Regions from separate parts of the Mus musculus genome. Here region 1 is linked to region 2. Evidence: chromatin loops called from intact Hi-C (ENCODE). Cell type or tissue: left cerebral cortex. All regions are shown on one strand. Links, peaks and the distances in the headings refer to the core of each region. The heading gives the core; the rest is flanking DNA. Region 1 holds the start of Gm7972 (predicted gene 7972). Region 2 holds the start of Mapk6 (mitogen-activated protein kinase 6).

Region 1 (5,375 bases), core at 139-5,138, 56 kb before region 2:
AACTTAAACACTTAGCCAGACATGGTGGCTCACACCTGTAATCCCAGTATTTGGGAGACAGAAACAGCAGTACTGTGAGTTAGAAGCTATCCGAGGCTACAGAATAAGACGTGGTCTCAAAAAAAAAAAATTTTTTTTTTTAACTAACAGCCTGGAAGCAGGCAGATCTCTTGTGAGTTTAAGGCTGGCCTGGTCTACAGTGCAAGTTCTAAGACAGCCAAGGCTACCCAGAGAAACCCTGTCTCAAAAAAAAAAAAAAAAAAAAAAAAAAAACAAATAAAAAAATAAAGCAAAATTTTAAAACAAAAACAAAAAAAACCTTCCCCACCCTAAACAAACAAACTTAAAATTCCTCAAGAAAGTGGCCCCGCGAGCCAGGACAGGTCTGCAACCCCAAAGCCTGGGGGGCTGAGGCAGGAGACCCTCTAGGGTAACCAGCCTGTGAGGACTACAAAGTGACAATGTCTCAGAAAAGAACAGACATTCCCAGAAAAACCCCTCGTACCTGAGGAGAGCAGCCGTCCACTGGCCTGGAGACTCGGGGGACACTGCGGTTGCCTCTGCTTGTCTGGCTTCACAGGGGACTCGGCTGCTGTGGGAAGGAACTGCAACTCCTGACCTGAACTGCTGGCGGAGCCCTCACAGAAACTCGAACAGGAAGTCCCCTGACGGGCCCAGGAGCAAACAGGAAGGAGCTAACCCCACTCTGCTAGCCAGCCCCCAAGTCGCCCTAGAGCGCCCCCAACAGGCTGGCTGGCAAAGATGAACACAGCATCACAAAACTCGATCGATCGGCTTAGAGGCAGAGGTTGACAACGGACACACAAGTGTCTACTTGTAAGGGAACACACACACAGACACACACACACACACACACACACACACACACACACGTTGCCTTGGAAAGGATGGAGGCAACAGAAGGGCTCTTAAACCTTTCAGCTCACCCACAAAATACACGGGAACTTAAATTCTAAGTTAAGAAAAGGGGTGGGATGGTTAGTCAGGACTTTTTCTTTAAAAAGGAAAAAGGTTACCATACTTTTAAAGATTAAAATTAGTGGCTGGAGAGACGGCCCCTGTCGTTAAGTGCGTATGCGGCTCCTGCAGAGGACCCAAGTTCCGTTCCCAGGACCCATGTCAGACATCTCACAACCACCTGTAACTCCTGCTCTAGGGGATCTTACGCCCCCTTCTGGCCATCTCAGGTGCCCCCCTCCCCCACGGTACATATACACAAACACACATAAATAAAAATGTTTCACTTTTTTATGTTTTGTTCATTTTACATGTATTTTTTAAAAGTATAGGGCTAGGGCTGGAGAGATGGCTCAGTGGTTAAGAGCACCGGCTGCTCTTCCAGAGGTCCTGAGCTAAATTCCCAGCAACCACATGGTGGCTCACATCCATTTGAATGGGATCTGGTGCCCTCTTCTGGCACACAAGTATACACGAAGATAGAACACTCATATACATGAATAAGTAAATCTTTAAAAATAAAATCTTTTTTAAAAAAAGTATATATGACTTAGTGTAATTATTCAAGCATGTTGAATTGTAACCCTACACATGAATTCATATCCACACAGAATCTGAGAGTGTGACTATTGTAGATTGCCCTTGTGCTGTTTGTATTTTGATGCTAATTCTGTTTCCCCCTGAGGGGCTGCCTTGGATGAGGACATACTGGGGTGACTTTATGGGAACCTTCTCCCCATTTTTTAACTGGTAAAATAAAGGCTAAAGCTGTAAGTTTTAGAGAGGGGGGAAAAGGAAGAGACAGGAGGCAGGAGAGAGACAAGATAGAACCAGAAGAGGATGGAGCTGAGCCAAATGGTCTGGAGAAGCTGCAGGTAGCCAGGGATTTCATAGTTGGGCGATAAGCAGTGTAGGGTACATTTGCCCGATCTAGGTATGCAGCTTGTATTTATATCAATTGAGTTTTGTTATTTTCTGTGTGGGCATTTTGGGTTTGGAGATTTACCATTATAAATGTGGGTGGTTATTACAAGTCTCTAGTGTTATCATTTTACTGGGCTAAGGGGAGCTGAGTGAGTGGTAGCTGGCTTTCTGCAGGCAAGTCACAGTGGGTGGATGGCTTGGGAAGTGTGAGCAGCTTGGCAGCAAGTTGGCCATGGGAGCCATGGGGGGTGGGCAAGACTGCTGTTGCTGGTGTATAGCTGGTTTAGCATGGATCATGTTATTAAAAAAACAACAACAACAACAACTACACAATATACGTGACCTTATTTGGGATAGGTTTCTGCAAAAATAATCAGTTAAAATGAGGTGATGCTGGATTTAACTTGGTCCTGGGAGTAGTGATTCTTTGTTATTGCCAACAGAGTGCAGTAGAGAGGCACAAAAGTGTACAAGAAAGTAAGCTATGTTGACATACTGCCACAGCCAACAAATTCAGGAAAAGGAAGGAAGGGTCCTTGGGAAGGAGTATGGCCACACAGTCTCCTCAATTTCAGTCCTACAGACTACCCACGAGTCTGAGGAGAATCATCGCTACTGCTTTTCAACGTTCTTTAACTGCTGAGCCATCTCTCCAGTCCAGGCTTTACTGCTTGAAGCCAACCACCCTGTGATCCTCTTAAGGTGACCTAGGAAACGGATCTTTGTGTGGAATGAGAGAATGGTTGGCAAAGAGCAAAGAAATCCACCAAACCTGGACTCTCTAAAATGCCTGCAAAGTCAGCTTGCTTTTTAAATTTTTTTCTGGGAAAAGCAGTTTTCTTAAGCATAGGGACTTGCCTTAAATGTTTTATTACAATCAAAATTTCACAAACAGATCAATTAATCTCAATCAAAATAACTCATGTTTACATTGTATTTATAGACAAGCTGTACAATAAATATATAAAACGCATTCACAGTTTGTAGCTCAGTCATCTTCTTCTTCTTCTTCATCACTGATCACATACTTCTTATGCTTTTTATTCGCTTTGTCATCGTCTTCCGCTTTCCTCTTTCCAGAAGATTCACCTTCCTGAACAGATAAAAACATTTACAGTCTGAAAGTTAGAACATTTCTAGGGAAGTTTATCAAAATAGCTGAGTTGAATGACTCATTACTAAAGTAACTTTAAATATCTTGCAGTTGCTCGTTTCAGCAGCAACAGCACGTGTACTAAAATTGGAATGCTGCAGACAAGATTAGCTTGGTCCCTGGGCAAAGATGACACATAAGTAGTGAAGTGTTCCATATTTCTAAAAAAGAAAAAGAGTGCGAGGCATGGCGGTGCGGGGCATGGCGGGGCATGCCTTTGATTCCAGCACTTGGAAATACAGGAGGCTGGGACAGAGGCAGGAGGATATCTGTGAGGTACAAACAAGCCTGGTCTACAGAGTGAGTTCCAGCCCAGCCAACTCTACAAGTGGTAAAAATAAATAAATAAATGGTGATAAAATAAAAAGATAACTTTGCAGAGTTCAAGCCCAGCATATTATCTTGTACAGGGAAACCACTGTAGACACAAAAAACCACAACAACCTGGGCTATGGGGTCTGCCCTAGAAAAGGTTAGGACCCCCTCAAAGAAGCACGAGCACGCACGCACGCACTCGCACACACACACAGTTTCTTAAATGAAGATTCACTTGTCCTGATGGAACATTTTCTCCATGATCAGGTACTTAATCAACAATCTCTCTTTTCTCAGTATTCCACTTCTGTTCCCTATCTAAAATTTATTTTTTTTAGTAAGTATCAATTTTTAAAATAATTTTTGTTTGGATACATTAAAATCATAAAGGTTTTTGAGAAAATATTTATAGACATCAAAGGCCTATCTACACAGAGAATCTATTAAATTCTATTAAATCTATTAAATTCATTTGCACAATCCTCTAACAGCAACATCATGTAGGAGGTTTTCTAGAGAAGCAGTTTCGACAGGCAGAATTCAGCTTCACATTTAAGTCAACACCCCCTCAACAACTTTGACACTGGCTGACACTTCAGAACTGTCACACACACACACACACACACACACACACACACACACACACACACACACACACACCCCTGAGTTAAAGACATGAGAAGCTGGATTACATAGACCAGAGGCTGGCTGCTGGCAGGATGAGCGCGACCTTGGACTGGGTCCCTAGCAGAACAAGACCAACTTCCATGGACACACAGTCAGGGATGGCTGCAGAATGCTTCAAGATGCAACGCGGCATGCACACTCATTTCCTGATCTCCTTGGCTGAGCCTCTGAAGACAGGCAACACCCTGCACTTACTTCTTGCCTTTCTATCCCAAATGTATTCCTATAGACTGGGCGTGCCACAGCAGGGCTCAACAAAGTTTGGAGGCCTCACAAGAGCTGGCGGCAGTAAAGCAAACTCTGTAAGAATACTGGAAGATGGATCATGCCTCCAGGATGTGACAAGTCGCCTCCTTTCCACTCCTCAGCCTAGAGTAGACCCAGCTCCTTCTCTTGGGCCCCCATCGAGAGAGGCAACACTGACTTCTCTTCCCACTGGAGAATCTTGCACATTACAGCCTGCACATAAACAGGTTGTTTGGTGTCTAGCTCTAAAACTCTTTAATGGTAGACATTAGATCTGAGCGGCTGAAAGAACTGGCATGGTACTTCTAAAAATGTGTAAGGTTTTTCCAAAAGCTCTTAGACAAGGTACAGCATCAGCCCAAGGTCAGGGCCTCCTAAGGAAGTGCCAGGTCCAGCTCATTGTCAGGGTTGAGCAGCTGTGGAAAGCCTGCCAAGACCGACTGATTCCCTAGAAACTACATGCAACATGGGGGCCCCAGAACTACAACGGAGCCGTCAGGATGACCTTACTTCGAGCATGCAGAAAGCTGTCTTACTGAACACAGCTGAAACATGCCCCTGTGCCATACATACTGAAACAATAAAAACAAAACTGAACTAGAGCTTGATAATGCAGCCATGAACACGGGTTCCTACAGACACAGGCAGCTGTGACACAAGGCAGAGCAACGAAGTGGGTTTCAGAAAGGAGAGCAGAAGAGGGAAGAGGGGAGCCAGGCCCTTCCGACAAACCTTTCCCATCTTCACTTTCCAGCCTCCATCTGATCAGTTCAACTCAGTGTCCCCTTTTCTTAGCCCAACCCCCTCCGGGAACAGAGAACAAGGCAATCCCACTCTCTGAATTTCACTGCCTTTGAAGGGAGAAGCAGGGTTTCTACAGGGTTCCCTGTGAGCAAAGGGGAAGGCGCACCCCCCTTTTACACTGCTCTCCATTTAGGCTGGGGAAAGAAAGGCAGTGTCCCTGTCAGTCTCAAGGTCACCATGTCCCCACATCCTACAGTACTGACTACAATACAGTTAGAAGGCACTCAGCAAAAGGACAGACTCAGGGAAGACAGCTGCCTTGCCCCGT
Region 2 (5,375 bases), core at 262-5,261:
CATTTGGGAATGTCTTTTGTCCTGCCACTACCTGACCAAGGTGAGGCCAGGCAAAGCCCTCTCTTTCAGTTGAGCTTTCTCTGATGTCCCAAGCTCTTAGTAACTGGTCCATCACAGCTCAGAAAGTGCTCAGAGTCTGCCACCTTCAGCCATGTTCAGCCTCTCCTGCACACTTCCACAACCTTCAAACTCTCCTAGCAATAACAAGCAAAAACCAAATTCATTTCACACTGTGATCCAATGTCCTATACTTCAATGCTGTGTTCATTTCGACAGCTCTGAAATCAGAACATAGCAATGAGACATTATGATAAGATTTATTGCTTCTTTGAGGCAGGGTCTCACTGTGTAGCACTGGCTGTCTGGAACTCACTCTGTAGACTAGACTGCTTAAACCCGAAAAGAGATCTGCTCACCTCTGCGTCCCAAGTGCTGGGAATTAAGGAGTGTACCACTACCACCTGGTGAGATTTTTAAAAAATGTACATGGGTATTCTGTCTGCACGGATGTCTGCACAGCACCATGTACCTGAGGAGGGTGTTGGATATCTTGGAACTAGAGCTATGGATGGCTGTGGGCTGCCACGTGGATGCTGGGAATTGACTCTGCTTTTTGCTACTGAGTCATCTCTCTTTTCCCAAGCCCTGGTTTTATCATTCTTAGTACTACATAGAATAATGGCCTGGTTTGTATCTGGTGGCATTTTGATTTGCTATAATGTAGGACAAAGCTGCAAGCTTCCCTGTTGCCCTTCCTGTTTATAGGGGATGGTCTCTTATTCAGGTTGTTTTTCTGGGTAATGAAATTTGTTGGTCATGACCCACACAAATGATTGGCCTACTCATTAAATAATTGTCATATACAGCTTCAAAAACGACTTGGAGAAGCTGGGTGTGGAGCATTGGGGAGACTGAGGCAGGATGAGCGTGAACTTGAGGCCAGTTGGGGCTGCACAGACAGACGTCTTTCAAAACAACCCCCTTCCAAATAAACCAAATGTTAGGGGAAGTGGCCTCCACTCATGTTTATGCTCATACAATAGGATTAAAAATCTAGCCTAGCTGTATTACCATGAACAAAATTCAGCTGTGCATACAAACATGACCTTTTTCTTCCTAAAAATTCCTTGGCAATTTCATACACGTATATAATGAAATGTGGTCATTCGCACTCCCTGCTGCTGTCTCTCATTTTTTGCTTGATTGCTTGCCTGCTTTGGAACCCCAAGGGCTGACCTCACCTCAAGATTCTCCTGTCTCAGCCTGCAGAATGCTGGGATGACAAGCGTTCACTACCACACTTGGTTTATACGCATGACCGACTTCAAGAAATTCTCATCCAGGAAGATGAATTTGCAAATACCTTATCGCGCTTTCAGGCAGGGACTTCCTCAAAGCCTATTTTTGGAAAGAACACATAAGTGACTAAACTCATCAGGGTAAACTCGCCTTCCACCCCCCCTCCCCCCACCCCCCGCCCCCAGCAAGATTCTGGGCTTATCCAACATTAAATTCTCCTAGACTTCTTTCAAAACTCTTCCCTTTCCCATCCTAAACTGTCACACCACTCAGTCCCAGTCAAGACCCCTTGATGAAAGGCCTATCATAAACCAAATCTCCAAAATTTTGTACCTAGCTCACCCTGACCTCTCTTTTAAGATTCCACAAACACTTAACATCGTGGACTCCTTTGACTCCTATAAAGCAATATGGCTGGCTTTAATGGAAGTCAGCAGAGATGCATTATAAACTTTCTGAGAGAAAGCATACGGCTTGCTATTTATGCTCACCACCACCACCACCCCGGGGGGTCCAGCCATTAGAGGAAGATGGAGGTCCCAGAGTCCATCAGGAGGAACTAGAGGGAGGACAGAGTGGGTCGGTGGAGCAGAACTTCACAGTGCCGGCTGCACTCAACAGCTGTAAATCTCGCTTTCTGTAGGCATTACTGCTCTTCTCCTGGTATTCAGATGGTATTGCTTTAAATATAATAGAGCTGGGCTCAGCTGCCTAAGCCTATAATCCAAGCTCTGGGGAAGCTAAGGCAGGGAGATTAGGTGTGCTAGGGCAGGCTGAGTTATAGAGAGATGCTGTCTCACAAAGCATATATTTTAATGTATCTCTGTATTAGGAAACATTGAAGCTCCTCTCAAGCTCTTAACTTCAAGTGACTGTGTCATCTCTGAAAGGGGTTTGCTGCTTACAGTGGATCATGGACTGCAGTGGCCATATTTTCTTTAGGATGGTCAATTACCACTGATAGAAAGGGCTAACCGAACCTCTCATTTTTCTTTTTTGTGAGGCGGGGTCTCAGTAGTCTGGGCTGGCTTTGAACTCACTATGCAGCCAAGGATTAACTGTATCTTCTAATCCTTCTGGTCTCCAAGACAGGGATCACAGGGGTACAACAACAAGCTCTCCCAGCCTTTTGAGACAGGGTCTATTATATAGCATAGGCTGTCCTGGCACTACATAGACTAGTTAACTCATGTGCCACTACTCCCAGGCAAACCCTGTGCTTTTTATATCTAAGTTCCTAAATACTTAAATTTCATCTAAGCACTGGAAGGGCAGCTATCTACCTTTCTCAGCACGCCTATGTCAAACTCTGGCTGGTCTCAGCGATCTCAACAAGCCAGCCACCCTGCTGACTGAGCTTTTGCTCAGTTTTCCCAGGACCCCTCACTCATTCACCTCCCTGGTTACCGCGGATGCTTCTAGAAGCAGCCAACGGACCCCGGGGACCGATCCCAGGGGCCTTCCCAACACCACCCTGAGCTTATCTGCTCAACAATCTGGCCTAGCATATTCGCCTTCGCCCACTTCCTCCCGACAGCACGGGACCCAGCAGCCGTTCAGACGCTCGCCCTGTCGGGTCACTTGGTACGACACTCTGGGCGGTGGTTCAGCTGAGGCCGGGGTGTACCCGCCAGCAGGCCGCGTGCAGCTCCGACCGCCCCCGCGGCGCGCGCAGTCACGGGCGTTGGAAATTCCGGCGCGTGCGGCTCCCCGGCTGGCGGGGGCGGGGCCGCCGTGGAGTGAGCCTGTGACGTGAGGGGGCGTGCCTCTGCGAGGCCCCGCCTTCTCTCCGCGCCCTCTCTGGCGGGTCGGGGTTACATGGCGGCGACTGCGGCAAAGCGAGAGCCTCGGAAACGCCGCTGCCGCCAGCACAGCCGGAGACCTGAGCCGACCTTGAGGGCTGTCCGCGGGCCCTGCACTCTGTCGATGAGTCGGAGAAGTCCCGTGAGTGTGTATGTGTGTGTGGCCGGGTGCGGGCCGGCGCGGGAGGGAGCGGCAGAGGGCCCGGCGGCGGCGCCGGCTCCCGCGTCCATTGTGTGTGACCCTCCGGGCGGCCGCCGCTCAACAAAGACGCTTTTGTTCCGTGTGCCCGCTCAGCCCGGGCGGCGCGGCCGGCTGCGAGGGCCAGGTCCCCGCGTGGGGCTGGCGGCGCGGCCGGCGCGCCCCTCCCACCCGGCACGCCCCTCGCCGGGCAGCCGGCCGCAGGCATAGCTGGCGGGCCCCCGCCGCCTGCACCGGGCTGCGCTTCGCGGGTTCGAGTCCCCGCCGCCCGCGCCCGGTTCCGCGGGTTCGAGTCCCCGCCAACGCGCAGGCGAGGGCGGTGGTCCAGGAGCGCTTGAGGCGGTGGAGGCTTGCCTTCCTGGCTCGCTGCCTCCCTCAAGCTCTCCTGTCTCCTCCCCTCCCCAGCCTGCCCGGGTGACTCGGCCTCAGCTGACTCCGGCCGGGCAAAGTCTCCGGCACGTTGCGTAGCGCTCTGCTCCTGCCCCTAAGTCCGCCCAAGTTTGTGCCTGGCGGTCCACGAGGTGCCGGGGACCGGCCTGAGACAGGGCTCCTGACACCTTTCCGGACGTTAAGGTGTGATCCGGAAAAACACCCTGATGAAAACGTACGTTACCGGTTACAGGCCTCCTCACTTGGAGCTTGTTATGATCGGACTTGGGAGTTGTGAGGAGTGGAGGGCTTTCGGCCGCCTTTTGTTCCTGCCTGGCTTTGGCTCTCCGGCTCAGGTGCCTTGGGGAAGCTGCGTGCAGCAAGCTCCTTTAGATCGCTTTCGTGTTTTACCTTTCTTTGACTTGAAAGTAGGAAAGATGGAGCGCAGGGACTTGGTAAAGGGGAGTTAGGTCTCTTTACAGTATCTAAACAGTTCGTGTTCGTTGCTAAGAGTCCGGAGGCAGTATTAACTTTTTATGGATACAGATAGATGATTGTCAGAGGGGGAAATAAAAACGTTCTCAGGCCATCAAACGAAGAGCAGCTAGCTTCAGAATAAATTGTTGATTATTCTAGCGTTTTTATTTTGGTAAAATTCTGGGTTTTGACGTTCTGTCTCTTTAACGTTGGAGAACTGCGTTGGAAAGAATTTGAGAAGAATGTGGGGTCTAACCAGGGTCCAGTCCTCAAAGGGATTTTGTTGGTTGCAGAGACAGTCGCCACGTAGTCCCAGCTAGGCTTTGAGTAACGATTCTCCTGCCTCGGCTTCCTGCTGGGTTTAACACGTGTGCACCATTGTCCCCAGCTTGAGAGTTTCTAGAAATGACAGATTTTAGTGTTTGGAAATAATTTTGAATTGAGTGGAAGAAACATATCTTTAGCTTGTAGTTGTTAAAAACCTGTTTGTAAGCTGCTTTAACAAAAATATATGTTGTATTAATGTAATTACATCATAAATCTTGCTTTACTGATGTCCCAATTAATAATTGTCATCTCGGAAGCTTGTCAGATTTGAGCAGACAGTTCTATCGCTTCAGTATTACTGTTCCTGAAAAAAAAAAAAAAAAGACCCTGGGAAAATGAAACATTGTTTAAAGTCAGCTTTCTATATGAGGATATTTTGCAGTTTAGTCATTTGCAGGAGAGGATTAAAGTAGCCTGCCCACTTTTTGCGATTAAAAAAGATTCTGGGGAGGACTGGCTTGCGGAACATTTAGTTTCTCAGTAGAAAAGACAACGGTTTTAAAGACAAGTGTAAGTGCCGAGAGCGCTGCAGCATTTTATGTAAGTTCCCGGAGGATGTGAGAACTAAGAACTCACAACCTCGCAGGCCTGCTGACTCAGGGGACCCGGGGAAGGGCCTGGGGTCCAGTGGGAGGAGGCACAGAAGGAAGGCTGCAACTTTGGAGTTGGGTGATGACTCACCCTGCCCACTGCCGCCACTACTACGTGGCTTTTTTTTTTTTTTTTAAATGATAGGCTAAAGTGTTTCTGTCCATATCAGAAATCTCTTTTTCTCCGAAGGATAGTGTCAAAAAACAAAAAAACTAATGGCTTCTTAAATTGGCTCTTAAAAGGATATCCAGTACCCTGCAGGTACAATTGTGTAACATTTGTTGAGAGAAAAGATAAAGTCAATTGCTGTT

What was found. Peaks named below come from ENCODE experiments on the same cell type or tissue, not always from the same donor. Only the 100,000 strongest peaks of a DNase experiment are listed, where the experiment ranks them.
Region 1: it touches region 2 in a loop (5-fold over the local background); 1 of 42 quality-filtered maps calls a loop at or near these places.

Annotation. Positions count from the first base shown.
Region 1 is chr9:75,463,814-75,469,188 of GRCm38, reverse strand. Leo1 (Leo1, Paf1/RNA polymerase II complex component) reads right to left here. Exons shown (of 12, transcript NM_001039522.1): 12 at 2,757-2,995. The coding sequence ends at 2,891. Gm7972 (predicted gene 7972) reads right to left here and starts at 616. Exons shown (of 11, transcript NM_001373998.1): 1 at 506-616. LOC115487244 (a small nuclear RNA gene) reads left to right here and starts at 3,107; the gene lies at 3,107-3,218. In left cerebral cortex, for the core only: CTCF peaks have their summits at 718 (motif pointing left), 1,446 (motif pointing left) and 2,343; DNase peaks (open chromatin) are centred at 2,053, 3,139 and 4,183.
Region 2 is chr9:75,407,731-75,413,105 of GRCm38, reverse strand. Mapk6 (mitogen-activated protein kinase 6) reads left to right here and starts at 3,090. Exons shown (of 6, transcript NM_015806.5): 1 at 3,090-3,243. 4933433G15Rik (RIKEN cDNA 4933433G15 gene) reads right to left here and starts at 2,922. Exons shown (of 4, transcript NR_040719.1): 1 at 2,340-2,922; 2 at 1,242-1,398. In left cerebral cortex, for the core only: CTCF peaks have their summits at 2,904 and 3,103; DNase peaks (open chromatin) are centred at 3,747, 3,920, 4,469, 5,020 and 2 more places; H3K4me3 peaks cover 2,995 bases; H3K27ac peaks cover 3,009 bases.